2 separate regions of the Homo sapiens genome follow, and region 1 is linked to region 2. The links are chromatin contacts, found by Hi-C or POLR2A ChIA-PET in ENCODE. All regions are on one chromosome and are shown on one strand. Each heading gives the region's core, a stretch centred on a gene start or an enhancer-like site at or near the end of the contact. The rest is flanking DNA. Distances are from core to core; before and after follow the strand shown. Region 1 holds the start of ERVK3-1 (endogenous retrovirus group K3 member 1). Region 2 holds the start of ZNF814 (zinc finger protein 814).

Evidence for each region. Hi-C counts contacts between places; a loop is a spot of excess contacts on that map. ChIA-PET counts read pairs that join two places held with the same protein, here RNA polymerase II (POLR2A). Pooled maps may share reads with other maps.
Region 1: a pooled map shows a loop between it and region 2 (7-fold over the local background). The contact joins the promoter of ERVK3-1 here to the promoter of ZNF814 in region 2. A Hi-C loop is called at or near these places in 4 of 50 pooled maps. POLR2A ChIA-PET finds 5 or more read pairs at or near these places in 3 of 52 experiments (GM12878, H1 and activated CD8-positive, alpha-beta memory T cell).

Annotation. Positions count from the first base shown.
Region 1 is chr19:58,303,053-58,306,626 of GRCh38, reverse strand. ERVK3-1 (endogenous retrovirus group K3 member 1) reads right to left here and starts at 1,250. Exons shown (of 4, transcript NM_001396080.1): 1 at 1,182-1,250; 2 at 411-539. ZNF8-ERVK3-1 (ZNF8-ERVK3-1 readthrough (NMD candidate)) reads right to left here. Exons shown (of 7, transcript NR_144447.1): 5 at 411-539. RefSeq lists enhancers at 544-1,044, 1,259-1,528.
Region 2 is chr19:57,887,361-57,890,936 of GRCh38, reverse strand. It overlaps ZNF814 (zinc finger protein 814), which reads left to right and starts at 1,900. Exons shown (of 3, transcript NM_001144989.2): 1 at 1,900-2,170. The coding sequence starts at 2,135. RefSeq lists enhancers at 2,190-2,239, 1,913-2,455, 2,456-2,999, 3,024-3,576.

The sequences.
Region 1 (3,574 bases), core at 1-2,500, 420 kb before region 2:
ATGGGCGCTGCTGGTGAGACAAAAGATTCTTTCAATTTTTGAGATTCAGAACATAGCACCTGCTGTCTGGCAGAATAAGAAGAGGACAATGGCAGGAGGACAGTACAGACCAAACCCCAAGCAGAGAAAATAGAAGGATCCACTTTAAGAACTTTCTGATGAGCTCGTTTCAATCTTTCTCCTACTCAGTCTCAATTTTCCACAGCAAGAGTACCTGTCTGCAGAAACCATGGGTTATGTGTAATAACCTCCTGCAGAAGCTTAATGTTTGAGAACTAACCCGAGCACCAGATTGTTTAAGTAAAACTTTAAGCAGCTGCACATAATGTTGCTCCTCAACAGACAGATTCTGCCCCATGTTACCCTGATTCAGAAACCTCCCGCTCCCGATACCTTCTCAGGGAACTGACCTTATATTCTCCGCCGGCAGACTCTCCCGTCCAGGGGTTCGTAGTTCGTCTGATCAGTTTCACTTTCTCTGCTCTGGCAGACCTTCCTCGTTCAGGTCCCTGGTCGGGCACCACTTGTCACGGTTGCTTCTGGACCAAACGAAGGAGAACGAAGGCAGAAATGAAGACAAAGACAAAAGGATCTGTTTGAAAGAAGGGGTCAGGGGGCTCCTAGATTCTAGGGAACAGGGCCCTGAGCTTTTACAGCCCTTCATATTTGTTAGGTAGACTGAATAGGGAGGAAAGGGTAACTGACGGTCAGCTATTTGATTTAACACAGGCCCACATGACTGCTTTCTTTGTTCAGCAGGTTCCAGATGTTCCTGTAGATAACCTCAAGGAGCAGGGGACCTGGGACATGACTGCCCCCAGCATTCCTTCTGGCGGCAGACGCAGTTTGTCAGTTTACCAACATCCTGCTTTCATGAGAACAGTTTGCGGTTTGCTCATAGAGCCTCCAGTGGTATAATGAGTTGGTCACGACCCTCATTCCTTCTGCCTCCAACACAGAATGCTCCCCTCCCACGGGCGCATAAGCGGTGACACCCGGCAGGACATGGCAGGTCGCGCCCTCACGCACCGCGCGCCTCTCTGCCCGCGCCGACCCGGGGTCGCGTTCCCCTCACAGGTCCCACCCGTCCACTCATTCACTCCCACCATCAGCACACTTAGGCCACGGGCGCCTCTCCATCCCTCACAATCACCCTCGCCTCTCCTCCACACACCACTCACCACTGTGGCAGCCTCCTCAGAGAGCCTAGCCGCCCGATAGTCCGCGCGCCCGTGAGCGTCTTACACACTGCCGCCGGCACTTCCGGTACGCACTTCCGCCTGGTGGCCAGCGGCCGCCCAGGACCTCACCTCCCAGAAGGCCCTTCGCCTTCCTGCCTGGAAACGGCCATGCACGGGATACAAGGCCTTCTGGGAAATGGAGTTCACAGCGCTGCGGGGCCGGAAGGGGAGCGTGGGAGCTGCGGATCGTCAGAACCTCTCGGTTCTGCGCAGGCAGCGCACCGGAAGGGAAGTATATTGACATCCATGGTTTTATATGTTCTTTGAAATATACAGCGTATGTACTTTTTTCTTTCTCTACGCGCACACATGTACACACATAGATATAAAAGTATATCGTTTGGAGATATTTTTCCCCCCTGAACCTTGTATATCCTTAAGCAGATGTCCCCTAAGAACACGTACATTCTTCAACTCACCCAAGTAACGACATTGAAGCCTGTACCCAATCCCCAGCCCATATGCTAATTTCTCCAGTTGTCCCAATGTCTTACGTAGTTTTCGTCTTTTATTCAAGCACAAACTAAACACGCATTACACTCTACTGTCTCATTTCAAGTTGCTTTCAATCTAGAATGGATCCTGTTGTTTCTTTATAATGATCTTGGCAGTTTTCATGTATCCAAGCGAGTTTTCCAAAATGCCCTCCAATTTAGGCTTGTCCGTATAGAGTATAAAACAATCATAATATAATTTTACAGGTTTTCTTCCACTGACCCTGCACATTTCTCCACTAAACATTTTTTGAAAACTTTCTGAAACATGGCTAGTATTACACCGTATGAATGCCATTTCTTTATCCCCCACCTCCAGCCATTTAGCTAGAAATTGAGCAACAGGTGTATGCAGTCCCTGTACATTCCTATTTCTGTATGTCCAGGAGACTCTCTGATAACAGGCAGGCCCTGCATGATGCAAATCACCTTAATCGAGGGAGGTGCCGGGGTACAGTGTGGGACATGATAATTCCATCTACACGCAGAAGGCCTGTATGACCTAGTGGAGGAGGCTCCCAATGTGCATACTGACTCGGGTTACACCTCCCTACTCCTACCACAGTCAGATCATCACAGGGGGACTTTAAAAATTCTATCAGCTCTGGGCCGGGCATGGTGGCTCACGCCTGTAATCCCAGCACTTTGGGAGGCCACAGTGGGAGAACCACTAAAGCCCAGGAATTCGAGACCAACCTGGGCAACACAGTGAGTCCCTGTTGCTATAAATGAAAAATTTTTTTAATTAAAAAAATTTACATCTAAATAGCTATACATGACTAGTGGCTACCATGTTGTACAGTGCATTCTGGAAGATGTCCATGTTGGATCTCCTTACAAAAGACCTATGGGAGACTGCTTTTCAGACTGGATGCTGATTTCTTCCCAGTTACCCATTGCAGAAACAACTTGAATACCTTGGAGGACATGAAGATAACACTGGAAATGGGGGACTTGGCTATTGGCTAAAACTTGTATGTAGGGGGCTCTCATAATTGGGGCTCATTGATACAGGAAATTTAACAAAGTAACTTGGAAATGTATGTGTGCGCTACAGCCACCCTCCAGGGACCTTTATCTTGTATCTTTGGTATCATCGAGTTGAAGCTGTTTTACACTCAACTGTTTCTGTCAACTGAACACACACACACACACGAGTATATATAGAACAAGTATGAATATGACCAAGACACACACTCTCTGCTCATGTGAACACTGTATGGGGGATGCAGACAGTAAACAATGAAAGAAATTATCAAACTTACTTTAATTTGAAACAGTTAAGATTTTTGTTTAAATTTATTTTTTGAACTGGTAATAATTTTACATGTTTCAAAATTCCAAAAATATAAAATGATAAAGAGTGAAAATTATTCCTCATCACTGTCCTCCCAATTCTTCTGGCCAACCAGTATGCCACTTTTACCCTTTCAGAGATTATGTGTGTACATATAAACAAATGTTTCTTATTTATTTATTTATTTTTGAGATGGAGTTTCGCTCTTGTTGCCCAAGCTGGAGTGCAATGGCACAATATTGGCTCACTGCAACCTCCACTTCCTGGGTTCAAGCGATTCTCCTGCCTTAGCCTACGGAGTAGCTGGGATTAGAAGTGTGCACCACCACACCCAGCTTTTGTATTTTTAGTAGAGATGGGGTTTCACCGTGTTGGTCAGGCTGGTCTTGAACTCCGGACCTCAGGTGATCCACCCGCCTCGGCCTCCCAAAGTGCTGGGATTACAGGCGTGAGTCACCTTGCCTAGCCTGTTTCTTCTTTACATAAATGGAAACATACTCTACAGTTTGACACCTTGCTTTTATCTACTTAACTATCTTAGA
Region 2 (3,576 bases), core at 651-3,150:
TTTATCCAACCCCTATTCAAGACGGAGTTGCTCTGTTAAACACTTCTGACAGCTGTGGTTTCTTCCCACAAAGAGGTTGCAGATGGGGTTAGGTTCTTGTTCTGCCAGCTTGGCTCCTTCCCAATTCCTGTTAACTTACTGATTTATTAGGGCCCCATAGATTAGAAATTATCATTTAGGAGTCATGCAGCCAGGGGCCACAAGACTGTAAACATCCCCAGTTGTTCCTAGGGATGGTATCACCATTGCAAAAGCTAAGATTGGTGCTGGAGATATTTTTCAGACCCTGAACTTGATGGATCTGATGGCACCACTCAGATGGGTAAACTGGCTTATCTGGTCTTGTGCCTCCCTCTCCCCCAGAACCCACTCAGCACAAGAGAACAACTTTGACTCCCTATGATTTCATCTCCAACCCAACCAATCAGCATTCCCCAATTCATGGCCCCCTATCTACCAAATTATCCTTAAAAAACCCCAGTCTCAGGAGGCGGAGGTTGCAGTGAGCTGAGATCGTGACATTGCACTTCAGCCTGGGCAACAGGAGCAAAATTCTGTCTCAGAAAACAAACAAACAAATAAACAACAACAACAACAAAAAACCCCAGTCTCGCAATTTTCAGGGAGACTGATTTGAGTAATACTAGTAAGACTCCAGTATGCTGTTCATCCAACTCTGTGTGAATAAAACTCTTTTTCTTTTGCAATTTCCCTGTCCTGATAAATTGGCTTTATCTGGGCAGTAGGAAAAATGAACCCTCTGGGTGTTTACACGTTCATTTTAACAATACAATAATGGTTATTAATCTTTGCATTAATCTTTGCTTCCAGTGGAAGAATTTTGCATCTGAAGGACCATCTGAAATGATAGGTGAATTTGGATCTGTAGCCTTTGGGAACATCTACACTAACTCTGAAATAATATTTTTCCATACACTAGGGTAATCAGTTACAGCCAATAACCCCAAGAAATCTCAATGTGAGTTCTAAGGAGAGGCAGGATGATCCTCTGCCTAGGAGAAAGATCTGCAATCTTTTATTTATTTTTTTATTTTTATTTTTATTTTTTTTTCCAACATGGAGTCTTGCTGTGTCACCCAGGCTGGAGTGCAGTGGCAGGATCTCACTCACCGCAACCTCTGACTCCCATGTACAAGAGATTCTCCTGCCTCGGCCTCCCCAGTAGCTGGGATTACAGGCGCATGTCACCATGTGGGTTAATTTTTGTATTTTTAGTAGAGGCGGGGTTTCACCATGTTGGCCAGGCCAGTCTTGAACTCCTGACCTCAGGTGTTCCACCTGCCTCGGCCTCCCAAAGTGCTGGGATTACGGGCGTGAGCCGCCCGCACCTGGCCCTTATTTTTATTTTTTAGATAAGAGGTCTCGTTCTGTTGCCCAGGCTGGAATGCAGTGGTACGATCTCGGCTTACAGCAGCTTCGAACTCCTGAGCTCAAGCGATTCTCCCTCCTCAGGCTCCCTAACCCTAACCCCAACCTTAGGGCAGCTGGGACCACAGGCCCGCCCGACCACACTCCGCTAATATTTTTTATTTTTTGTAGAGACAGGATTTTGCTTTGTTGCTCAGGCTAATTTCTAACTCCTGACCTCAAATGATCCTTGTGACTTGGCCTCCCAAACTGGTGGAATTACAGGCGGGAGCCACCATACCAGTCAGGACGCACATCTTAAGGATACTCCCGAGGTGAAGCTGGGCTTTTCCTGCAGAAGCGCCTCTGGGAATTGCGCCCTTTACCCTCCTTGTTGCCTAGGGAACTACATTACCCAGAAAACTCAGCCTCGAATGATAGCGTAGAAGACCTCTGAGGGCTCAGAATAAAGGCGTTTCCTGTGTGCACGTGACAATGGGTCCGGACTTCCGGCGCCCTCTGGTGGCGGCCATTTTGATTGGTGTTGGATTTATTTGTAGGAGAGGCTCCTGAGCGCTAGGTCCGCACTGTGGTGACTGAACCCAGAAGTCGGGGAGCAGTTGTCCTCCGCTGCACAGAGGCTACTCTGGAGCTCTGTGACGGCGCCCAGCGTGACCCACTCCTGGGCCAGGATACGGACCGTCGTGCCCATATCTCCTGGCTGGTCGCCCTATCCTCCCGACTCTGCTTAAAACCACGTGGTTCGATGGCTGCCGCGGCTACGCTGAGGCTCTCCGCTCAGGTAATTGTGGGGCCTTCTGTGTCCTCAGGTCACCTCATCGTCACCCAAAAGCAGCGAGGTAGCAGCGCCTGTTCACGGCTCTGCAGCCCGGACGCCGGCGTTGGGACACTGAGGCGCTTGCGGGAGGGGCCCCATTTCTGACACCCGTGGGATGCGGTGGGGAGACCGGCAGGTACAGGGACTGGCGCGGGCAAAGGCCTGGAAGTGAACTGAGCCAGAAGGATGGAATCTGGGGTCCACAGGTGCCTGTTGGGAGCAAATTATGAGGCGGAGCTCCTCCTGGAAGAGCAAGCAGGCTGGGGGCTATGAACTCACGTGAGGACCCTAGAAGGCATGGAGATTTTCGAAGAAAGGAGGGATGTCATGAGCATTGTAAGGGTAGAGATAATCAGGTCCATGCATGTTTGTGTCTTTGCACAGTGTCAGGTGATATTTGAGTCAACAAAAGCCATGAGCTAAATGGAGTTCGAAGGAGGCAATTCTCTTGTGATTCCAGTTCACTTGGTAGTTGGCCATGGGCACAGAGGCTGAAGACACTCCCCAAGTCAGTCAATATAGCAAACAATACACAATAGTATACTTAACATGTAAATGTTAAAGGTTAAACATAACACTGTTGTACCCGGGCGAGTTAGAAAAACGCCACACTTTGAGACGAATTAAGAGTCCTTTATTCAGCTGGCGGCCAAAGAGACGGCTAACGCTCAAAATTCTCTCGGCCCCGAGGAAGGGGCTTGATTAACTTTTATACTTTGGTTTAGGAAGGGGAGGGGAGCTTAAATGCAACAACTCTTCAGAAGTAAAAACATGCAAAAAATTAAAAGGATAAATGGTTACAGAGAAACAAACAATTTAAAAGACAAATGGTTACAAAAAGGCAAGGTACCAGGTGTGGCGCTCTAAATCCTTCATAAGAGTTAGATATGGGCACTACGCCAGACACAAACTCAAGGCTTTATGGTGTTATCTTTTGAGCAAAATCCTGGGAACTTCATACATGGTTTGTTCCCAGTCCCTTATCAGTTAATTGGACTCCTTTGATATGTTGAGAATCTGCTTACACAAGTTAACTCCTTGAGGAAAGGGGGGTGGGTAAGGAGTCCTTAATGTCTTGTAAATCAAGGGGGCCAGGTGGAGCTCGTCTGGCTTTCTCAGCTAAGCGAGAGTCTATTCATGTGGAAACGAGGCTAGGTGATTAAGAGAGCAAAAGGGAGAGTCTAAAAACAGGATTAGTGAAAACAAGGTTGGGCATTACAACACAAGGAACAAAATAATGCTTAGCATCAAGAGGAAAAAGATATAGGAGCAAACGTTATGGAACCAGTTTAGAGGGAGCAAGGAAGACAAAAGGCATCTTGGTCTGGGCCAGTTGGTGGGCAATTGGCCTGCAGTCTTACAAGGAAGAG